Regions from separate parts of the Homo sapiens genome. Here region 1 is linked to region 2. A link is a loop called in an ENCODE intact Hi-C map of the cell type or tissue named here. Cell type or tissue: transverse colon. All regions are shown on one strand. Links, peaks and the distances in the headings refer to the core of each region. The heading gives the core; the rest is flanking DNA.

Region 1 (5,380 bases), core at 270-5,269, 560 kb before region 2:
TGGAAAAATTAGCCACTGAAGTGACTGAATACAACTAACAGAAAGAAAGAAGAGGCGCATTTCCAATATACTTCCCCAGAAAATGTTAGTAGACGTACAAACCACATGCTCAAGCTGACATTCTGACTGCACCTGATTCCTAAAATCATAATCCTTTAAAAATCTGAGCCTGTTTTCGTGCATCTAAATGAATGTGTTTTCCCAACATCCAGCTGGGGAAGTGGCTGGTGATCCAGGTAAGGTCAACTGTGATTCTTACCTGCTGGACTCATTTCTTCTTGTTGGTCACTTCAACTTTGAGACTGAGTATGTAACTCTGAACTACCCGTAAATAATATGCTGGAAGGAGCTTCACAGAAATTCACTTCGAAAAAAAGGAGTAGGCCAGACACAGTAACTCACGCCTGTAATCCCAGCACGTCGGGAGGCCGAGGCGGGAGGATCACGAGGTCAGGAGATCAAGAAGACCACCCTGGCTAACACAGTGAAGCCCCGTCTCTACTAAAAATACAAAAAATTAACCAGGCATGGTGGCAGGCGCTGGCAGACCCAGCTACTCGGGAGGCTGAGGCAGGAGAATCGCTTGAAGCCGGGAGGCAGAGGTTACAGTGAGCCAAGGTCGCGCCACTACACTCCAGCCTAGGCAAAAAAGCGAGACTTCTTCTCAAAAAAAAGGAAAGAAAGAAACAGGAGTGTGTTTTCCTTAACTAAAGCTGGTTAATGCCCTAGAGATCCAGACATTCTCAGCCTCCGAACTCTGACCGTGAGCAGTACACAGGTGTCATCAGTGTCAGTCCTCCTGGTTCCCAAGCACTCCCATTTTGGACCCATAGAGTCTTGCCATACAATTGAACAAGGAGCCACAGGCAACAGAGAACTTTAAGAGTATTTTTAAGAGCCCCAGTGCACAATCCCAGAAGATCTGAGACATTACCAGTAGAGAGGTGACCACAGCAGTAGATAAAGCAGAAGAGGAGACCTGAACTAGGGAACACAGGGCAAGACATAAAATCAAGGGAACATGCCACACTACTCACAAACTGCCCACTTACGGAATTCAGTGAAATTTCACTGTTGACGATCTGGGCGTTGCTGATGGGGAAGTTACTTAAGGAACCAGAACAGGATTCGTCAGTGTCGCTCCGTATCACTCAAGGACACAAAACAACATGTCTAGTCCACCATTCTCAGAGCAAAACTAATGGCCATGGCCAGCCACAGTGGCTCACGCCTGTAACCCCAGGACTTTGGGAGGCCTAGGCGGGCAGATCACCTGAGGTCTGGAGTTCAAGACCAGCCTGGCCAACATGATTAAACCCCGTACCCACTAAAAATACAAAAAATTAGCTGAGTATGGTGGCACAGGCCTGTAATCCCAGCTACTCAGGAGGCTGAGGCAGGAGAATCGCTCGAACTAGGAGACGGAGGTTGCAGTGAGCCCAGATAGCATCAGTGCACTCCAGCCTGGGCAAAAGAGTGAGGCTCCGTCTCAAAAACAAACAAACAAACAACAACAAAAAAAATGACTTCCTTCCCCAATGTAAAATTTCCATGTTTTTTTCAGTTTGGGATTGAATGAATTCAAGAATCCCAAATTAAAATTCTGCACCTGGCATGGTAGCTCATACCTGTAATCCCAGCACTTTGGGAGGCTGAGGTGGGAAGATTACTTGAACCTAGGAGTTCGAGACCAGCCTGGGCAACACACTGAGACCCCATCGCTACAAAAAAATTTTTTAAATTAGCCAGGCATGGTGGCGTACGCTTAGGGTCCTAGCTGCTCAGGAGGCTAAGGTGGGAGGATTGCTTGAGCCAGGGAGGTCCAGGCTGCAAAGACCCATGTTCATGCCACTGCACTCCAACTTGGGCAACAAAGCAAGACCCTGTCTTTAAAAAAAAAAAAAAAATCCAGAAAGTGAAGAGGAAGCTATGTCCTAAGACAACAGCTCTCTCCACATCCAAGCTGGCTGTATGCAAGTGCCATGCCGAGCCCTTTACAGGCAGTCTCTCAATGATTCTCCCCCAAGTTTCTCCACAGCTCAGCAGAACACTCCGGAGCTGTCAGAGGGAGGCCCACTTCCCCCAGATCGGGGAACTAGGATGAAAATCCAGGTGGTCTGATTCCAGACTCCAAGATCTTCACCTCTTGCTCCATCCCATCCCAGTTCGCATCCCGGCCACGTACCTCAGCCTGCAGCGGTCGGCCAGGAGCATGTGCAGGTAGCGCTCCAGGGAGTGTTCGTTGAGGGCACAGCGCAGCCAGGCGCGACCCCGGCCCACGTCTGAGGCGATGTGGCGCAGGGAGTAGAAGCGCTGCAGCTCGTGCTTGTTGAGGACCTCCTTCACGTAGTACCAGAACACGGGCTCTACGGAGAGAGGGCACAGGCGCCTGGCACTCGGCCTGGGGCACTCAGCACTGGGAGAGGAACACACAAAGCCTCTAGGCGAAGTTGGAGATTGTAACAGAGTATCCCCTTAGCATGGAAAAGGTAGGAGATAACACCAAAGACATGGAATCAACCCAGATACCCATCAATAGTGGACTGGATAAACAAAATGTGGTACATTTACACAATGGAATACTATGCAGCCATGAAAAAGAACAAAATTGTGTCCTATGCAGCAACATGGATGACTGGAGGCCATTATCCTAAGCGAATTACACAGAAATAGAAAACGAAATATTGGATAGTCTCACTTATAAATGGAAGCTCAACCCTGGGTACACACAGACATAAAGATGGCAAACAACAGACACTGGGGGCTGCTAGAGAGAGTAGAGAGGGAGGAGAGCACAGACGGAAAAACTACCTACCAGGTACTATGTTCACTGCCTGGGAGATGGGTTCAATCGTGCCCTAAACCTCGGCATCACGCAATGTACCCAGGTAACAAACCTGCACATGTACCCGCTGAATCTAAAATAAAAATTGAAGCTGGGAACGGTGGCTCATGCCTGTAATCCCAGCACTTGGGAGGCTGATGTGGTGGATCACTTGAGGCTAGGAGTTCAAGACCAGCCTGGCCAACACAGTAAAACCCCATCTCTACTAAAAATGCAAAAATTAGCTGGGTATGGTGGCGCACACCTGTAATCCCACCTACCGGGCAGGCTGAGGCAGGAGAATCACTTAAACCCAGGAGGCGGAGGTTGCAGTGAGCTGAGATTGCACCACTGCACTCCGGCCTGGTGGCAGAACAAGACTCAGCCTCAAAAACAATAATGAAATAAGAAAAAAAGGTGGGAGATACAGAAGAGTATATCAAAAATAAAAATGACTCTAAAACCTCTCATCCAGAAAAGACCAATATTGACATTTTCAAGAGTTTTCAGTCTTTTTTACTGCACTTTTCTTTTTTATAAAAAAATCAACATTTGCTGTAGGCTGAATTATAATCCTCAAACATATCGACGTCCTAAGCTCCAGAATTCTCTGAATATTACCTTATATAGTAAAAGAGTCTATGCAACTGTGTTAGGATCTGGAAATTGGGAGGTTATCTTGCATAATCCCTGCGAGGCTGACGTAATCACAAGATCTTCATAAGAGGCAGGCAGAGAGAAACTTGACACAGAAGAGGAGGACATGATGTGGCCAGAGAAGCAAAGACTAGAATGGGGCAGCCATAGCCAAGGAAGGTGGGCAGCGAGCAGACTCTGGAAGGGCCAGAAACGGATTCAGCCCTGAAGCCTCTGGAAGGAAGCAGCCCTGCTGTCACCTTGACTTTAGCCCAGTGAAACTGATTGGGGACTTCTGACCTCCAGAACTGTGGGAGAATAAATTATAGTGTTTAAAAGCCAACAACTGTGTATTAATTTGTTACAGCAGCCAGAAGAAAAGAACACATCAGGCCAGGCACGGTGGCCCATATCTGTAATCTCAGCACTCCGGGAGGCCGATGCGAGCGGATCATCTGAGGTCAGGGGTTCGAGATCAGCCTGGCCAACATGCTGAAACCCCATCTCTACTAAAAATACAATAATGAGCCAGGCATGGTGGCAGGCACCTGTAATCCCAGCTACACGGGAGGCTGAGGCAGGAGAATCATTTGAACCCGGTAGGCAGAAGGTGCAATGAGCCAAGATCGCACCACTGTACTCCAGCCTGGGCGACAGAGCAAAACTCTATCTCAAAAAAAACAAAACAAAAAAAACAGGATGGCGCGGTAGCTCACCCCTGTAATCCAAGCACTTTGGGAGGCCAAGGCAGGCAGATCACGAGGTCAAGAGATGACCATCCTGGCCAAAATGGTGAAACCCTGTCTCTACTAAAAATACAAAAAAGCTGGGTGTGGTGGCGCACGCCTGTAGTCCCAGCTACTTGGGAGGCTGAGGCAGGAGAATCGCTTGAACCCAGGAGACGGAGGTTGCAGAGAGCCGAGATCACGCCACAACACTCCACTCTGTCTCAAAAAATAAATAAATAAAACCACATCATATTGTATGAGTGTATATGCATACATATTTATATGTGTAATTTTGTATCCTGATTCATTTATTTTCTTGTCTAGAGCATGAACATTTTCCTATTACAATTAAAAGTCTTTCAAAGATGATTTTTGATGGCTTTCCAGTAAAACATAACTATTTCCCTACTACTAAGGGCATGGCACATGGCCAACTTTCCCTCTGTACAGTAAAGAACACCCCTATACATAAATAATTGTCCTCATTCCTAGTTCCTTACGAAAGATTTCCACATGTCGAATTACTCAGTCTGAGGATAGGAACAGATTTAAGGCGTTATGGGAAACCTAAGAAAGTTTGTTTTTATCCATAAGACAGTCATTCCTACAACTACTTGTATCTCCTCACATCCCACTACTTTTTATCCACATGTACACAGATTTTTAAAATTTGTTATATACATTTTAAATTAATTATTATTTATTTATTTTTGAGACAGGGCCTCTCCCTCTGTCACCCAGGCTGGACAGCTCACTGCAGCCTCAACGTCCTGGGCTCAAGTGATCCTCCTGTCTCAGCCTCCCGAGTAGCTGAGACACAGGCACGCACCCCCATGCCCAGCTAACTTTTTAATTTTTATTTATTTGTAGAGATGAGGTTCTGCTATGTTGTGCAGGCTGGCAGGCTGGTACCAAACTCCTGGCTTCAAGCGATCCTCTTGCCTGAGATTCCCAAAATGCTAGGATTACAGTCGGGAGCCACCATGCCCAACCCCAGATATTTTCATAGTTGTAATGCTAGTGTATACATAATTTTGTGATCAATTTTCTTCACTTAACATTGCCTCTTTAACATTTTTTCATGCTGGCAGTAATAATAACAGCAGCAACAGCAACTACTATTTACTGAGCATTAACTATGCACCAGCTATTGCAGTAAACACTTTACATCTGACATCATCACAACCAAGGC
Region 2 (5,380 bases), core at 184-5,183:
CACCCACCCACCCATCCATCCATTCACTTATTCATCTGTCCACCCTCCTACCCATACATGGACATACCCACCCTCCCATCTGTCCATCTGTGTGTCCATCCAGCCCTGTAATTTCCCATCCATCTCTGTCTACCTACCTATCTATTCATCTGTTTTCCCACTCATCCATCTTTCATCCTCTGAGTCACACATCCATCTATTATCCATCCATCCACTCACCAGTCATTGCCAAGGGCTGGTCTCTGGTGACTTCTCTGAAAATGCTATCAGAGATGTCTGGATGGAAAAAGGGAAGAAAGAATAGATAGAAGGAGAGGGGTCCATAAGAAAGGAAAAGCAGATGGATGGATAGGAATAAGGATGGATAGAACAAAGGAAAGAAAAGATGGAAGGTGGAGAGGCAGATGGATGGATGGATGCGTGGGAAGGATGAAAGGATAGGTGAAGAGAGGGGTGCGCGGACGGGCAGATGGAAGACGGGAGGGACAGAAGGAAAGATCCATTTATTCACCTATCAAATTTTGAAACCCTCCCCCCCATCCAGGGGAGGTCGTGCAGGTGCCTAGTGATTGATACACGAGCCCTTGCCCTCATCCTGGATCTTTCGAGGAAGACACACATTCCAGTCTGAGTATATTGTGTGTGGGGCAGAGGAGGTGGGAAGAGAGTGACATGGGAGTTCAGGGAGGGCTTCCCACAGGTGATGACATTTGAACCAAGCCTTAAAGAATTGGCAAGAATTCTTACCGTGTGGCATCTACCAAGTAGATACAGAGAGATTGGTGGATTTCCCAAGGTTGTGTCCCCGAACCTCAGCCCAGGTGGGCACCAGGGAGCCTGGAGTGCCGTGCTCAAGCCTTCTGGGTCCTCCATTCATATCCCCAGCCTAACAGCTCATCATCACCCCTGTGACTGAATTGTTCCTCCCTGAGCCTGTGGCTTCCCTTCCCAGCTTGGGCTCCGGCTGGAAAATGCTGAGGAAATTGCTCACAGGCTGTTTGGCAGGAAGTCATTCTGGGGTCAGGAAGACGGGAGAGAGCCTGAGCCAGAGGAACCCCCAGGGCCAGAACCAGGGCCTGCACCACAGCCAGCCAGCCCCGAGTGTCCAGGAGACAGAGACAGAAGGATGAGATACCTACAGCAGAAGGTAAGGGAGGTGGCCACACCCACTGTACTCCCCCAGGCAGGCCCACCCCGCTTCATGCGTGGACTTTTGAACCTGAGACTTGGGTGTCCGTGAACTCTGACTCTGCCTCCTCCTTGCAGAATTAAGTGGCTGGTTCAAATCTGAGTAGTCCACTGGTAGCTGGCTTTATTTGGAAAAACTGTTGCTTGAAATAGATCCTATGCATGGAAAAGTCCCTAAGTTGTAAGTGTACAGCCTGCCTGTCCACCACCTCAATACACCCATGTCACCAGCACCCAGACCATCTTCAGCTCCCACCCTCCCCTTTGTACTCCTGTTCTTGTTAATACCCATCCTTAACCAGGAGTAACCACTCTTCTGACTTCTGGCAGCATCAGTTTGTTCTACTTTTTAAAAGTGAGATTTATTGAGGTCTAATTGACACACGGTGAACACTAGTACATGGTTAAGGTGTACAGTTTGATACATTCTGACCCATGTACACACTCATGAGATCATCACCATGATAAAGCTTATGAACATACCCATCACTCCCAAAAGTCTCTTCCAGATCCTTAATAATCTCTTCCTGCGGCCGGGCGTAGTGGCTCACGCCTGTAATCCCAGCACTTTGGGAGGCCGAGGCAGGCGGATCACGAGGTCAGGAGATCAAGACCATCCTGGCTTACATGGTGAAACCCTGTCTCTACTAAGAATACAAAAAATTAGCCAGGCGTGGTGGTGGGTGCCTGTAGTCCCAGGTGCTTGGGAGGCTGAGGCAGGAGAATGGTGTGAACTCGGGAGGCGGAGCTTGCAGTGAGCCGAAATCACGCCACTGCACTCCAGCCTGGGCGACAGAGCGAGAGTCTGTCTCAAAAAAAAAAAAAAAAAAAAAAAAAAAAAAAGTCCCTTCCTCCTGCTTCTCCTCTGTCCCCAGAAACTAGTGAGAGGCTTTCTGTCACCATAGACTTCTTTGCATATTCTAGAATATTATGTAAATTAGATCACACAGCATGTCCTTTTTTTTGAGACAGTCTCACTCTGTCACCCAAGCTGGAGTGCAGTGGCATGATCTTGGCTCATTGCAACCTTTGCCCCCCAGGCTCAAACAATCCTTCCACCTCAGCTTCCGGAGTAGCTGGGACTATAGGCATGTGCCATCATGCCTATCTAGTTTTTTTTTTTTTTTTAAAAGTTGTACAGACAGGGTCTCATTATGTTGCCCAGGCTGGTATCAACCTCCTGGGCTCAAGTAATCCTCCTGCCTTGGCCTCTCAAAGTGCTGGGATTACAAGTGTGAGCCACTGCGCTTGCCAACATGTCCTTTTTAAAAAAAGCATGTACTCTTTTTTGTTTGGCTTCTTTTATTCAGCATAATTATTCTGAGACTCACCCATGCTATAGGTTATAACATAGTTTCTTTCTTTTTATTGCTTAATGGTATTCCATTGTATAGATATACCACAGTTTGTTTCTCCATTCACCTGTTGATTGACATTCGAGCTGTTTCCAGGGTTTGGCTATTAAAAAGAAAGCTGCTATGAATATTTGTGTACAAGTTTTTAGGCATATGCTTTTGTTTCTCTTGAATAATTAGTAGGTGTGGCTAGATCATATGGTAGGTATATGTTTAAATTTTTCTAAAGCTGCTAAACCATTCTCCCAAGTGGTTGTACTATTTTTGCATTCCCACCAGCATTGTGTGAGAGTTTCAGTTTCTCCACATCCTCACCAACACTCGATATGGTTAGACTTTTTAATTTTAGCCATTCTAATAATGCGTTGTGGTATCTCGTGGCTTTAATTTGCATTTCCCTAATGACTAATGACATTGATAATCTTTTCATGTGCTCATTTGCTATTGTACGTCTTCTTTGGTGAAATGTACATTCAAATCTTTTGCTCATCTTATTTTGTTGGCTTGTTTTCTTATTACTGAGTTTTGAGAATTCTTTCTATACTCCAGAAACAAGTTGTTGATTTTTTCTTTTTCCTTTTTTTTTTTTTTGAGTTGAGGTCTGGTTCTGTCATGCAGGCTGGAGTGCAGTGGTGTGATCATAGCTCACTGCAACCTTGACCTGCTGGGCTCAAGTGATCTTCCAGCCTCAGCCACTTGAGTAGCTGGGACTATAGGCAGTACTGCCACACCTGGCTAAGTTTTTTTCTCTTTTTGTTGAGATGGGGTCTCACTGTGTTGCCCAGGCTGATCTTGAAGTCCTGACCTCAAGCGATCCTCCTGCCTCAGCCTCCCAAAGTGCTGGGATTACAGGTGTGACCCACCATGGCTGACCAGAAACAAGTTCTTCATCAGATATGTAACTCAGAAATATTTTCTCCCAGTCTGTGGTGTATCTTTTTGTTCTCTCAATGGTGTCTTCCAAAAAATAGCAGGAAGTCTTAATTTTCATGAAGTCAAGTTTATTAGTTTCTTTGGCTGATAGAGCTTTGACTGTTACATCTCAGAAATTTTTGCCTGATGGGATGTTACAGAGATTCTCGTAGGACCTTCTGCAGACCTGCGAGCATGCTCTCTGTTCAGCTCTCTCATCTCTGGTATCCTGTCCTGCAAAGTCCAGCTGCCAGGGACTCCCCATACCCCCAGCTCCTCAGTTCAGGGAGTCCCCTGGCTCAGCCTCCATTCCCCCTCCTTGCACCACAGCCTGGACACTGTCTCCAGGCAGGAAGTTGAGCTCATCTTGCTTGTTTACATCTCTTGGGGTTCATCGTCTTGGATTGCCTGATGTCTGTGTCTTGGGAACCATTGTTGAGCCTGTGTCATCTGGGTTACCAGCTGCTCCACGTGGGAGGTTAAACCCAGTCTTCATTACTCCTATTTGGTTGGCAGTAGAAGTCACATCCAGTTCCTTTTGTAAACTTTATATAAATGGAATCATTCACCGCATACTCTTTTTTTTAAGAGATGAAATTCTCATATGTAAAAATAACCATTTTAACGTGAGCAATTGGCCGGGCATGGTGGCTCATGTCTGTAATCCCAGCACTTTGGGAGGCCAAGGTAGGTGGATAACTTGAGCTCAAGAGTTCAAGACCAGCCGGGTCAACATAGTGATACCCTGTCTCTACTAAAGACACAAAACAATTTGCTGGGCATGGTGGTGTGCACCTGTAATACCAGATATTCTGGAGGCTGAGGCAGGAGAATCACTTAAAACCGGGAGGCAGGGGTTGCCGAGAGCCAAGATAGCACCACTGCACTCCAGCCTGAGTGACAGAGCAAGACTCCGTCTCAAAAAAATAAAAATAAAAAATAAAATAGGGCTGGGCGCGGTGGCTTATGCCTGCAATCCCAGCACTTTGGGAGGCTGAGGTGGGCAGATTGCCTGAGATGAGGAGTTCGAGACCAGCCTGGCCATCATGGTGAAACCCCGTCTCTACTGAAAATACAAAAATTAGCCAGGTGTGGTGGCAGGCGTTTATAATCCCACCTAATCAAGAGACTGAGGCAGGAGAATCGCTTTAACCCAAGAGGCAGAGGTTGCAGTGAACCAAGATTGCACCACTGCACTCTAGCTTGGGCGGCAAGAGTGAGACTTCGTCTCAAAAAAAAAAGTGAACAATTCCATGGTATTTAGTACATTCACCATGTTGTGCCACCACCACTTCTGTCTCGTTCCAGAACATTTTTATCACCCCCAAAAGAGACACTGCACCCGTGAAAGAGTCACTCCCCAGCAGCCCCTCCTCCTAGCCTCCAACAGCCACCAATTTGCTTCCTGTCTCTATGGATTTACCTCTTCTGGATATTTCATGTAAATGGAACCATATAATATGTGACCTTTGTGTCTGGCTTCTTCCTCTTAGCCTAGTGTTTTGGAAGTTCACCCACATTGTAGCGTAGCTCAGTACTCCATTCCTAACTAAGGTCAAGTCATATTTCATCGTATGGATGTACCACGTGTGTTTATCCATTCATTCACTGATGGACATTTGGGTTGTTGCTGCCTTTTGGAGACTGAATAGTGCTGCTCCTGTACTTCTTTTTGTGTCTGACTTTGGTTTAAAATTGGTGAGATTTCTCTGTCCTGTGGTGTGTACTTATAATTTGTTCCTTTTCATAGCTGCATAGTATTCCATTGTGTGAACAAACAACAATTTCTGTATCCATCAGTTGCTGGCTGTTACATACAGTGCTATGAAGACTCTTGGGCCTGCTTTCTTAGGGAACGTGTGTATTTATACCTGTCGGGCGTACACCTAGGAGTGAAATTGCTTAGTCTTAGGGTGTATATATCT

The links. Hi-C counts contacts between places; a loop is a spot of excess contacts. Peaks named below come from ENCODE experiments on the same cell type or tissue, not always from the same donor. Only the 100,000 strongest peaks of a DNase experiment are listed, where the experiment ranks them.
Region 1: it touches region 2 in a loop (14-fold over the local background); 1 of 110 quality-filtered maps calls a loop at or near these places.

Annotation. Positions count from the first base shown.
Region 1 is chr16:12,039,883-12,045,262 of GRCh38, reverse strand. SNX29 (sorting nexin 29) reads right to left here. Exons shown (of 21, transcript NM_032167.5): 5 at 2,186-2,366. Among named protein-coding and RNA genes, the nearest start is that of SNX29, 66 kb to the right of the region's middle. In transverse colon, for the core only: no CTCF peak of the experiment used is centred there; no DNase peak of the experiment used is centred there.
Region 2 is chr16:11,480,646-11,486,025 of GRCh38, reverse strand. It overlaps LOC400499 (putative uncharacterized protein LOC400499), which reads left to right. Exons shown (of 67, transcript NM_001370704.1): 16 at 953-1,147. Among named protein-coding and RNA genes, the nearest start is that of LITAF, 100 kb to the left of the region's middle. In transverse colon, for the core only: no CTCF peak of the experiment used is centred there; a DNase peak (open chromatin) is centred at 2,236.